Linked DNA regions of Homo sapiens: region 2 is linked to region 1. The links are chromatin contacts, found by Hi-C or POLR2A ChIA-PET in ENCODE. All regions are on one chromosome and are shown on one strand. Each heading gives the region's core, a stretch centred on a gene start or an enhancer-like site at or near the end of the contact. The rest is flanking DNA. Distances are from core to core; before and after follow the strand shown. Region 1 holds the start of PARVA (parvin alpha). Region 2 has its middle 46 kb from the start of PARVA.

Region 1 (4,854 bases), core at 312-2,811:
TAAGATTTATTGTCTAGGAGGAGTTGTAGTAATCTTCCCAGGCTAGCAGACATCATGACTTTTCTGCTGTTAAGTAAGAGGCACCAACTAAAGCAGATTTTTTTTTTTTTTAAAAAAGGTAAAATTAAGACTCTTAAGATAAAATGAACCTATACGGTGTTGAGAATCTGTTGACTATCTTTTTGTTAAATTTTAGTTCTACTCAGAAACTGTTGCTTGTCACTTTATTTAGTTTAAGGAACTGTGGATGGGTTAATAAAAGGCTGAGTAACATCTCCTGGGAAGAAGCACAGCTGGCCCTGGCAGGAAGTGCAAGTGGGGTCTGGGAAAAGATTCAAGGTCCAAGCAGCTACTCCCCACGGTTTCCATTACTCAGACCACGTGGCTTCTTGAGCACACTTCTTTGCTCCATTCTTTGGTTTCCCTACTCCTCAGCATGCACGTGGCTAGAAACAGCCACCCTAGTTTTGATTGCGAATGATCATCAGTCACGAGCACAACTTCTGACAACAGTCTCTCCAGCTTAGTGCAGTCTTAACTGGGGCCAGCTGATCGTCTGCTCTTCAGTAAAGCAGTAGCGCCCTTTGGATTAGGTGTTCACCCAGGTTCAATCAGCTGTGGCCTAGAAGGGGCCACAAGGAGGAAACACAGTTGCCAAGGTGCTGTGAGTCTGTGTGTGAGAGACAGACAGAAGGACAAAGAGCCAGAGTGAGAACTTGAGATGGGTAAGCTCAATAACACGTGCCTTTTAATCATTTCCAGTATGAGTCCTTCAAACACTGTGCTTTGTATGACTCCCCTGTTATCTCAAATGAGTCTGGTTGTCACTCTCTTGCTTTTATTTAGGCAGGATAAATTTTGCGGGAAGTCCTGTAGGAGCTCATGGTTGTGCTTTTCCCATTCATGTTTCCACCACCACGTGGGATCTTCCTTTGTATAAGCTGCTGGAAACACGGATGTCTTACAAGAATAAGAAGCCTCGGCTTTACCCTTGTGCACTCCAAGCTTCTCAGTCTTGGATGGGAGTAGAGACGAGGAGGTTGACGGTCATGGATAGGTTCAGGAGTGATTGGTTCTGCCCACTTTGGTGGGGCCTGGACACATTTTGGTTCACTGCAATAATTTCTTCCAGGAGCTGCAGTCTTGTGGGCGCAAGACGTGGGCCTGATAACCCCACAGGCAGTAGTGCTGGGGCAGAGCGAGCTCACCAGCCGCCGGCTGGAAGACCCCGGGAGAGTAGCAGGGTTGGGTTGGTTCTCAGATGTGTTTTGCGCCAGGCTGTGTGGTGGGGACAGAGCCTGGGTAAATGAAGCTTTCCGGCTCGACCGCTCCCAACCTGGGCACACACGTCCTCCTGTCCTGCAAGGGGCAGTTTTGGGGCATCCTCCCTGCTTGGGGCAACCCAGGGGCGCAAGGCGCGGCCCCGGGAGCGCAGCTCCTTCCAGGGCAGAGGGCGGCGCGAGGGAGGGAGCGAGGGAGGGAGCGAGGGAAGGGAAAGGCGAGCGTGAGCTGCCTCAAATGCTTGGAATAATTCCGCTTCCGTTTGGAAAGCCGCAGCCTCAGTCCCGCCGCCGCCCGCTGCGTCCGCCCAGCGCCAGCTCCGCGTCCCGACCGGCCCGCGGCAGCCTGCGCCGCGCCATGGCCACCTCCCCGCAGAAGTCGCCTTCTGTCCCCAAGTCTCCCACTCCCAAGTCGCCCCCGTCCCGCAAGAAAGATGATTCCTTCTTGGGGAAACTCGGAGGGACCCTGGCCCGGAGGAAGAAAGCCAAGGAGGGTGAGTGCGGCCAGGCCGGCCGGGCGGGCGGTAGGAGCCGGGGGTGCCGTAGGGGCCGAGGGGCCGGGGCACTGGGACCGGGCGGGAGCGCGCCGCGGGTGCCCGGCGCGGTGGGGCGCGCGGCGATGCGTGCGCGCGCTTCCCGGGTACGTCGGGCAGGAGCGACGCGCACCCCACACTGAGCCCGGGGCTCGCGGGCCATCGAGGCCACCCCGCCCGCTCGCGGTCGCCCGGGCGCTGCCCTCCTGGGCCGGGGACCAGGCCAACGCCCCCGCCGGGCCGTGGGCGGGCGCCGCTTGGCGGCCGGAGGCGGCGGGACCGGAGCCCAGGCGGGGCCCCAGCCCGCAGACAGTGCGATCCAGTAGGCCCTGCCCCGCCCTCTGCGCCCGAAGGCTGGCATTTCCCAAGTTTCCGCTGCAGCTTTCCTGGGCGCCGTCGCTCTTACTCGTTGCCTTCATTGGTCCTTAAAATCAGGTCGTTTCCTGGACCTGCTGACGTCCTCTGGCAGCGGCGTCGTGGCTTTGGCCTCTTCGGGATCTTTTGTCCATCCCGAGGGCTGAGAAGGGCTCTGTTAATGGAGTAGGTGGACATCGAGTGTTTGTTGAATGAATGAGCGAAAAACTGGCAAACCTAGCGTGCCCTCGGTGTAATACACAATAAACTCCCACCAAAGGAGAAAACCTGCGTGAGACACAAACTTCGTCATGGGCCTGCTGTGAACTCAGGCATTCAGGGCTTTCGTAAAAACCTTTGTTTTTTCCCCACCAGAGTGAATTGAGGCGACCTTATTCTTTTTTTTTTTTTTTTTTTTCAGGGTAGTTTGCATGTAAAATATTTTTTTTTCCCATGCACAGATTTTGCGTCCTGGTTTTTGGTTTGAAAACGAGGTGGCAGTTCTCAAGAAGCACTGTGGTGACTGGTGTGTAGATAGAAGTTGCTGAGTTAAACATTTTTGTTTTAAACATTTTTTAGTTGATGCATGATGTACATAGTTCTGGGGCACATGTGATAATGTAATACATTCATATAATTTGTAAAGATCAAATTGCACAGGAAAGGGGTCCCAGTCCAGACCCCAAGAGAGGGTTCTTGGATCTCACGCAAGAAAGAATTCAGGGTGAGTCCACACAGTAAAGTGAAAGCAAGTTTATTAAGAAAGTAGAGGAATAAAAGAATGGCCACTCCATAGACAGAGCAGCCTGGGGCTGCTGGTTGCCCATTTTTATGGTTATTTCTTGATGGTATGCTAAACAAGGGGTGGATTATTCATGTCTCCTCTTTTTAGACCATATAGGGTAACTTCCGGACGTTGCCGTGGCATGTGTAAACTGTCCTGGCGCTGCTGGGAGTGTATCAGTGAGGACGACCAGAGGTCACTCTTGTCGCCATTTTGGTTTTGGTGGGTTTTAGCCGACTTCTTTACTGCGACCTGTTTTATCAGCAAGGTCTTTATGACCTGTATCTTGTGCCCACATCCTATCTCATCCTGTAAGTTAGAATGCCTTAACCTTCTGGGAATGCAGCCCAGTAGGTCTCACTCAGCCTTGTTTTACCTGGCCCCATTCAAGATGGAGTTGCTCTGGTTCACATGCCTCGGACAAAATCACTGTACTTGGGATATCCATCACGTTAAAGATTTGTCTTTTCTCTATGCTAGACCACTGGAATTCTAGATATTTTGAAATATACAAGAGGTTATTGTAAAATATAGTTAGTTTACCAATCTAACACTAGGTCTTCTTATATCAAATGGTATATTTGTAACCATTAATCAACTTCTCTTCCCCCCTAAAAAATGTTTTTAATAGATTGCTCCATGAATTAGAAATAACCTTTTGAAAGCTGTGATGCTGTGTGAAATTTTCATGTTTGTAAGTCATCTTAAAGTATAAAAACATCTTCAGCGCTGAGGATTATCAGACTTGATGAAGAACTAGACTTCTATTCCCTAGATTGAAACGAGAAGCAGCAAAAACATACAAAAGTTTCCCCACATTGGTTATTTTGGTAACCCATCGAGTAGTGTACAGTTGGTGGCAAATCATGAAACCCTGGCTTGGGAAGCTCTTTTCTAGACCATGTTTCTAACTTCTTCCTTGCAGCATTCCTGACATAGTCTCATCCAGTTTAAGATGGGGCAACTGAGAAATATTGAAGCTCATGACCTACCAGGATAACCATCTTTACCTACTCTGTAGAAATTTATCTCTCTGTACCTATCACTGTTGGTAGAGCCAGAGAATGAGTCTGGGGTGGCCTTTTATTACTACCTTGCTGAAGTAGGCTATCCTGCTTTCTAGAGTCTTCTCTCCACCAGGCCCAACATCCTCTATTCCTCACAGACATAATTTTAAGGACTTTTGCATCCTGTCTCTTTAGTTTCAGACAGGGTCCCTGCAGGAAAAAGAAGGCCAATTTAGTTGAGATTTTGAAAATAATTTAGTGAAAGGGCTATTGACAGAGCTGTGGGCAGGGTTAAGGGAACTAAGAAGGGATGCTGAGGTCCCTAGGGGCTAGCAACAGGAGGAAGCTCTTAATCACTCCGAGGCCTGAGGGACAAGGGAAGCAAATTGGAACCTATTACAAGCTGGGGTTATGGACGAGGGGCTGCTGGACTGGAACTATAGTCATAGAGGGATGCAGCTACTGTCCGAAATATGCAGACAGAGCAAGGAGAGAGTGGCACAATAAATGCACATTCTGCATGTTCTCTGTCTTCTTGCCCGTGCATCACCTACTGGTGCTGAACCCAGTGGGAAGCCATCAGAGCAAGGGATCTGCAATAGATAGGGGCAGCGTCCATAGGGCACAGAGCAGTGCAGAGAATAGATCACAGTGGGGACGGTGGAAATGGAGAATACCTAGCAGATCAACCTGTTACCAGACCCGCTCGAAGTGAGCTCTCCAGAAGTCACCATAGTACAGTTGTAGTGCAAGCCAGCCACCCCAGATTAGGACTGTCATCTCCCTTATTCTAGCACAGACACAATGTTCTTTTAATGCAGCTAAGGTTGCCTCTAACTATTCTGCCAGCCACGTCGCACTGTGATCTCTCATTGAGCTTGCTATCAGCTTACTCA
Region 2 (4,939 bases), core at 510-3,009, 47 kb before region 1:
AGTTACATGAGAGCGATGAAACTAGCAGGTGCAGACCCAGATTTCCTGAGGCCTGGAGTTCATGCAAAGTCATGCATGTAAAATTGTGAGGGCTGCTTCCAGAACCTTGCAAGGACCCATCCAAGTAAGGGGTCCTGAGGTTTCAGTTTCATTAACTGCATGGTTAATTTAGCAACTAGATTTCAGGGAAATGCTAGAGTCAGACTTTACCTCTTCTGTGCTTCAGTTTTCTTGTTGGTAAATTGGGAGTGCTAATAATACTTGTTACTTGTATTTGTGGTGAGGATTAGCTAAAATAATTTATGTAATATCCATAGCCAGTGCCTGGCATGGAGCAGATGATTAATCAATACCTGTTTGTTTTTTTTACTACAATGCACTGGATTTCCTTGCAAAGATGACCCAAATTTGCTCATTAGAAATAGGCTTATTACAAATATAAAGAGTTTCTTGCTGCCTGGACTGAGAGTCACTGTCCATCTCTACAGCTGCTGTGGGACTTTTGGTAGAATGAACTGCCCTTGTTTGGTGCTTGGTCATATTCCCAGTCCAGAAGGCTCTGGTCCTTGTCTTTGACAATCTGCTGATCTCAGTGAGAGCATTAGAAAAGAAGAGGAAAAACCAGAAAAGCCAGGGCGTGCTTCAGTTTGCCGCCAGCAACACAGGCCAAGAGGTGGCATGGTGGGAAGTGGGGAGCTGTGGGCGCCAATAAGCCAATAAGCCCTGTGTTCAAATTCTATTCCACTCCGCTTAGGCTGAATAGTCCTGGGAAAATCACTTAACCTCTCTGGTCCTAGATTTTTTATCTGAAAAGTGAAGATAATAATCCCCATATTATCAGGTCATTTTGAGAATTAGAAGTGTTGATAGGCAAAGTCTCTACCGGAGTATTGCCTAGGTTGTAGGCATTTAGTAAACACTACTCATATCATTTTACAAAATATTACTAAGTATCCACACACATCTTCTTTTAAAGAATTTGTCTAATTTTTACTGCTTGAAATTTAAATGATAGAAACCAAAATTGTAAAGCATCTTCTGAAAATCTTCCTCATCCCCAAATATGAAAAAAAAAAAAAAAAAAAAAGAAAAGAGAGAGCTAGTTTGAGTTATAGCAAAAGAAATCTGGCCAGCTTGTGATGTTTCGGAGGTGTGCCAAGCCAGACAGAAGATGGATTCCATTCATTCCCTTTATATCCTTGGTAATTTAATTCCCCTGTTAAGTTTATGGGCCTTTTTCCCATGATTGTCCTTGTGTGGGTGACAGATGCAGATCAACAAGGGGCTGGAGACTAAAAGAGTCAAGACGGGAGAGTGGCCTCAAAAGCAACCAAATGGAAGTTTTGCAGACCAGCCACCAAAATTAATATACTCTAACTTGTAATAACATTTGTGCAATAATAATATTCCTTGGTGGTTTAATATTCTATTCAGTCCCTTTAAGAGATTGCCCTGTTGCTTAATGAATGACCAACGCTTATTAGGTTAAGTTGTATTTGAGCTGGCCTGTGCTGCTCCGGTTCAAGTGATTTAATGGGAATTATTTAATAGGTATTATTAGGATAATTAGAAAATGATCACAGTTAGGCAATAATATTGAGCTATAAAGGTTGTGAATAACCAAATTTAGAGACAGACCTGAAAACATGAGTAGTCTGCGACAGTTATGCAAGGCTCCTCTGATAATTATGTAGGCAGCCTGAAAGGGGCTTTTGTTCTGGGAGTTATTCATTAGGCGGGCATTGAATTAGAGGAACATGCGGGGGTGCGGGATGGAGGGCAATGATGGCTGATGAGCAAAATGAGGCTTTGATGAGCTCCTCATTGTCGTGACAACAATTCCTGCTTTCTTTTTTTACAGCAGTCAGAAATAAGCTCTCCCGCCCCCGGGAAGGGTTTTTCCCCATTTTGTCAAGGAAAGGGAAACAAAGGAAAACAAAAATCTAATAATCCACCCCAGATGACAAATCATTATGTTTTGCAGGACGTGGAGAGAGAGAGAGAGAGACAGAGAGAGAGAGAGAGGGAGAGACAGACAGAGAGAGAGAGAGACAGAGAGAGGGGTAGAGAGAGAGAGAGAGAGAGACAGAGAGAGAGAGAGAGAGTGTGTGTGTGTGTGTGTGTGTGTGTGTGTGTCTGTATGTGTGTGTCTGTGTGTGTGATGTCTTTGACAGAGGTAAGAGAGTCCCCTCTTGGTCCTAGCTGCCCAGGTGAAGGACCAGGATATGCAGTAACCTGATTCCTGGGGGCCCTACCACCTTCTGGAAAGAGGCCAAGCCCAGCTCTGCAGCCACTTAGACTCTTATTGGTTGAGGCACTGTTACCTACTGGCTTGTTGCTTGTCAATATGATGATCAGTGTTACATACTAGGGGCATGGAATACCCCAGTCTAGCAAGAGACCACCATTCAAATTTAAATGGTCTGGATAACACAATCTGGGCTTTCTTTCAATACCTGGAATCTGATGAAAACTGAGTAACTTCGAAAGAGAAAGGATTTCTCCCCAGGGGAGGTCGATGAGAATAATTATTCCCTTATAGCTTTACCAGCTTTGGGGAAGATTTACCAGCTAGTTGTCTGCATGGAGCTTCTTGCCTTTTTTGGAGCCAGATGGTTTCTTCTTCCCGGAGATTGAGGGGTTTACCAAGAAAAATTAGGATGCACAAAGTGCCAGCAGGTGGCAGCAGGAGCACACATTATGTGAGAAATGCTAGCGAAAGCCTCTCCAGGACCGGGGAGGTAGCTGAGCTTACACTCCATGGTTTTCACTGCTGCTGAGGACCCGAGGAATAAAAATTCCTGGATAATGTACAGTGAGGTGTCCTGGACAGAGCACAGGCATTAGAATCAGACACTCCTGAGTTTGAATCCCAATGTAGTCCTTATACAATTATTTACTTTTCTGCGAAATTTTCTCATCTGTAAAATTGAATGAATAATACCAACCTCACAGAGGTGGTATGAAGAAAAGATGAAGTGAAATAATGTTAGTAAAGCACCCACAAAAGGGCCTGAAATAAAATAGGTATCCAAAAATATTCCTTCTCTTTTCTTTTATGTCCCTATTATTATAAAACACAGCTGGATGGTCAATGACTTCTCAAATTGTATTTATTTGTTTGTTCATCCATTCACATTCATTTGTAACTATACTCCCTACAAGAGATTTAAGCCGGTTTCTCTAAATATTTGTAATACATGAATTTTGCATGCCTGATCCAAACAAGGATCTCAATGAGGACTCATTGTTATCACTCCCACACCCCCGCCACCACCGCCCCCAAAAAACAGTAATGCAATAAAAGCTGTTCAACAAAGATAGCAGACTATGGGTTTTGAGGCATGCCTCTCTGACACTCTGCCACAATTTGGGAATGGGTTTTAGGAAATAGATATTCTTTAGGTTTCCTTCCATAACTATTTGTTCTCAAAAGGTACTTGAAGGCAGTGAGTTAAAGGTTGTACCCTTTCATCCATCATTAGACATGGCTGGTTGCTGTGCATTCATAAGTCAGCAGAGCAGGGGAAGGGTTGAGATCTTCTGTGATTCTAAAGGAGTCTCTCTAAATACAGGTAGCCATGAACACAGAAACACAGATAATATTATTTTGTCACATAATATAATGGGATATTGTCAGAAAAGGACACCAACCTTATAGATAATGGTCAGGAGTAATAAGACTTCAAAGTGGATGATTAAGCATGCAAGGAACTTGGGTTGTTTGCCACAACTATGTAGGTGCAAAAAGTAAACAACAAAAGTCAGTACATCAGAGCAAGAGAGTTTATTATTCACAGCATAGCAAACAGCAGGAACATCAGCTCGGTAGCCCAAGTTGCCCTGTTCCCAAGTCCCATGGTGTGACATGATGAGCCCAGATGGCACCTGTGCGTGCAGTGAGTTGTCCCATAGCTAGGGAGCCCCAGGAAAAGGACTCAGCAGCTTTTATAGCAAGCAGTAAATGAGCCAATTCCCCTTTCCCAGGAAGCAAGTAGTTGTGCAGTAGTCACACAGTAGTATCCTGACCCCCTTCTTGGAATTCTCTACCTGACTAGTTAGAGGAATGGCTAAGGTTCAGAGGATGGTAGGGCCTTGCAGTTTGGCTCACTCAGCAAAGATGTACAGGGACACTCCTAGTCTATGGAAGACTGGCTCACTCAACAAATACCGACAGTCCGCTTGCTGTATATTCACCTCTGTTTCCAGCTTCACTGGCCACTCTGTAGGAAGTCCATGGCCTCATTGCAAGCCAAATATTGAACAAACGTATTAATGAGAGACTAAAGCTGACCCTTGCAAGTTGTTTTTTAAAAATAAGACAGAAGACAGAAATAAAGAAGAAATGGAAAGGGCAGATGCAACCACAGATACAGCAAAGATTCAAAAAGATAAAAGAATATAACAAACACTTAATCCCGTTAGTTTTTAAATCTGGCAATCTAAGGGTGATTTTACAACTACCATATTGAAAAATTAAAGAGGAAAATCTTATGGTCTTTTCAATAGAAGAAGGAAAATCATTTGACACAATTTAACATCCATTTGCTAAAAACTTTTAGCAAAAAAAAAAAGCAATAGAACAGAATAGAACTTTCTTAATTGAAACATATTTTCCAAAACCATGCGGCAAACATCACTGTTAAATAGAAGCATTTCTTTAAAAATCAGTAATAAAATAATGTTGCCTACTCTTAAGTCTTCTATTTAACTTTGTGCAGGAGATCCCAACCAGTGTGGTAAGACAAGGCAGAGAAAGGCAAGAGGTTTGGAAAGAAAGAAAAAAAATTTTGTTGTTTCCAGATGCTAGGATTGTCTATATGACAAAAACCCCAAAATGTACAAGTAAACTATTAAACATAATATGGACCTAAATAACAGTGACTGGATATAAGCTCAAACTAGAAAAATTAATTGCATTTCAATATCTCAGCATGAA

The links. Hi-C counts contacts between places; a loop is a spot of excess contacts on that map. ChIA-PET counts read pairs that join two places held with the same protein, here RNA polymerase II (POLR2A). Pooled maps may share reads with other maps.
Region 2: a loop to region 1 is called in a map of CD4-positive, alpha-beta memory T cell, with 9 times the contacts of the local background. The contact joins the enhancer-like site here to the promoter of PARVA in region 1. A Hi-C loop is called at or near these places in 18 of 168 maps with a recorded cell type or tissue (CD4-positive, alpha-beta T cell, CD4-positive, alpha-beta memory T cell, CD8-positive, alpha-beta T cell and 13 more) and 20 of 50 pooled maps. POLR2A ChIA-PET finds 5 or more read pairs at or near these places in 14 of 52 experiments (AG04450, CD4-positive, alpha-beta T cell, CD4-positive, alpha-beta memory T cell and 9 more).

Annotation. Positions count from the first base shown.
Region 1 is chr11:12,376,010-12,380,863 of GRCh38, forward strand. It overlaps PARVA (parvin alpha), which reads left to right and starts at 1,562. Exons shown (of 13, transcript NM_018222.5): 1 at 1,562-1,774. The coding sequence starts at 1,639.
Region 2 is chr11:12,328,797-12,333,735 of GRCh38, forward strand. It overlaps a transcript of MICAL2 not described here. Among named protein-coding and RNA genes, the nearest start is that of PARVA, 46 kb to the right of the region's middle. RefSeq lists an enhancer at 1,674-2,175. Within about 2 kb of position 1,760, at least 3 of the 41 ENCODE cell types and tissues checked have a DNase peak (open chromatin) inside an H3K27ac peak, as active enhancers do.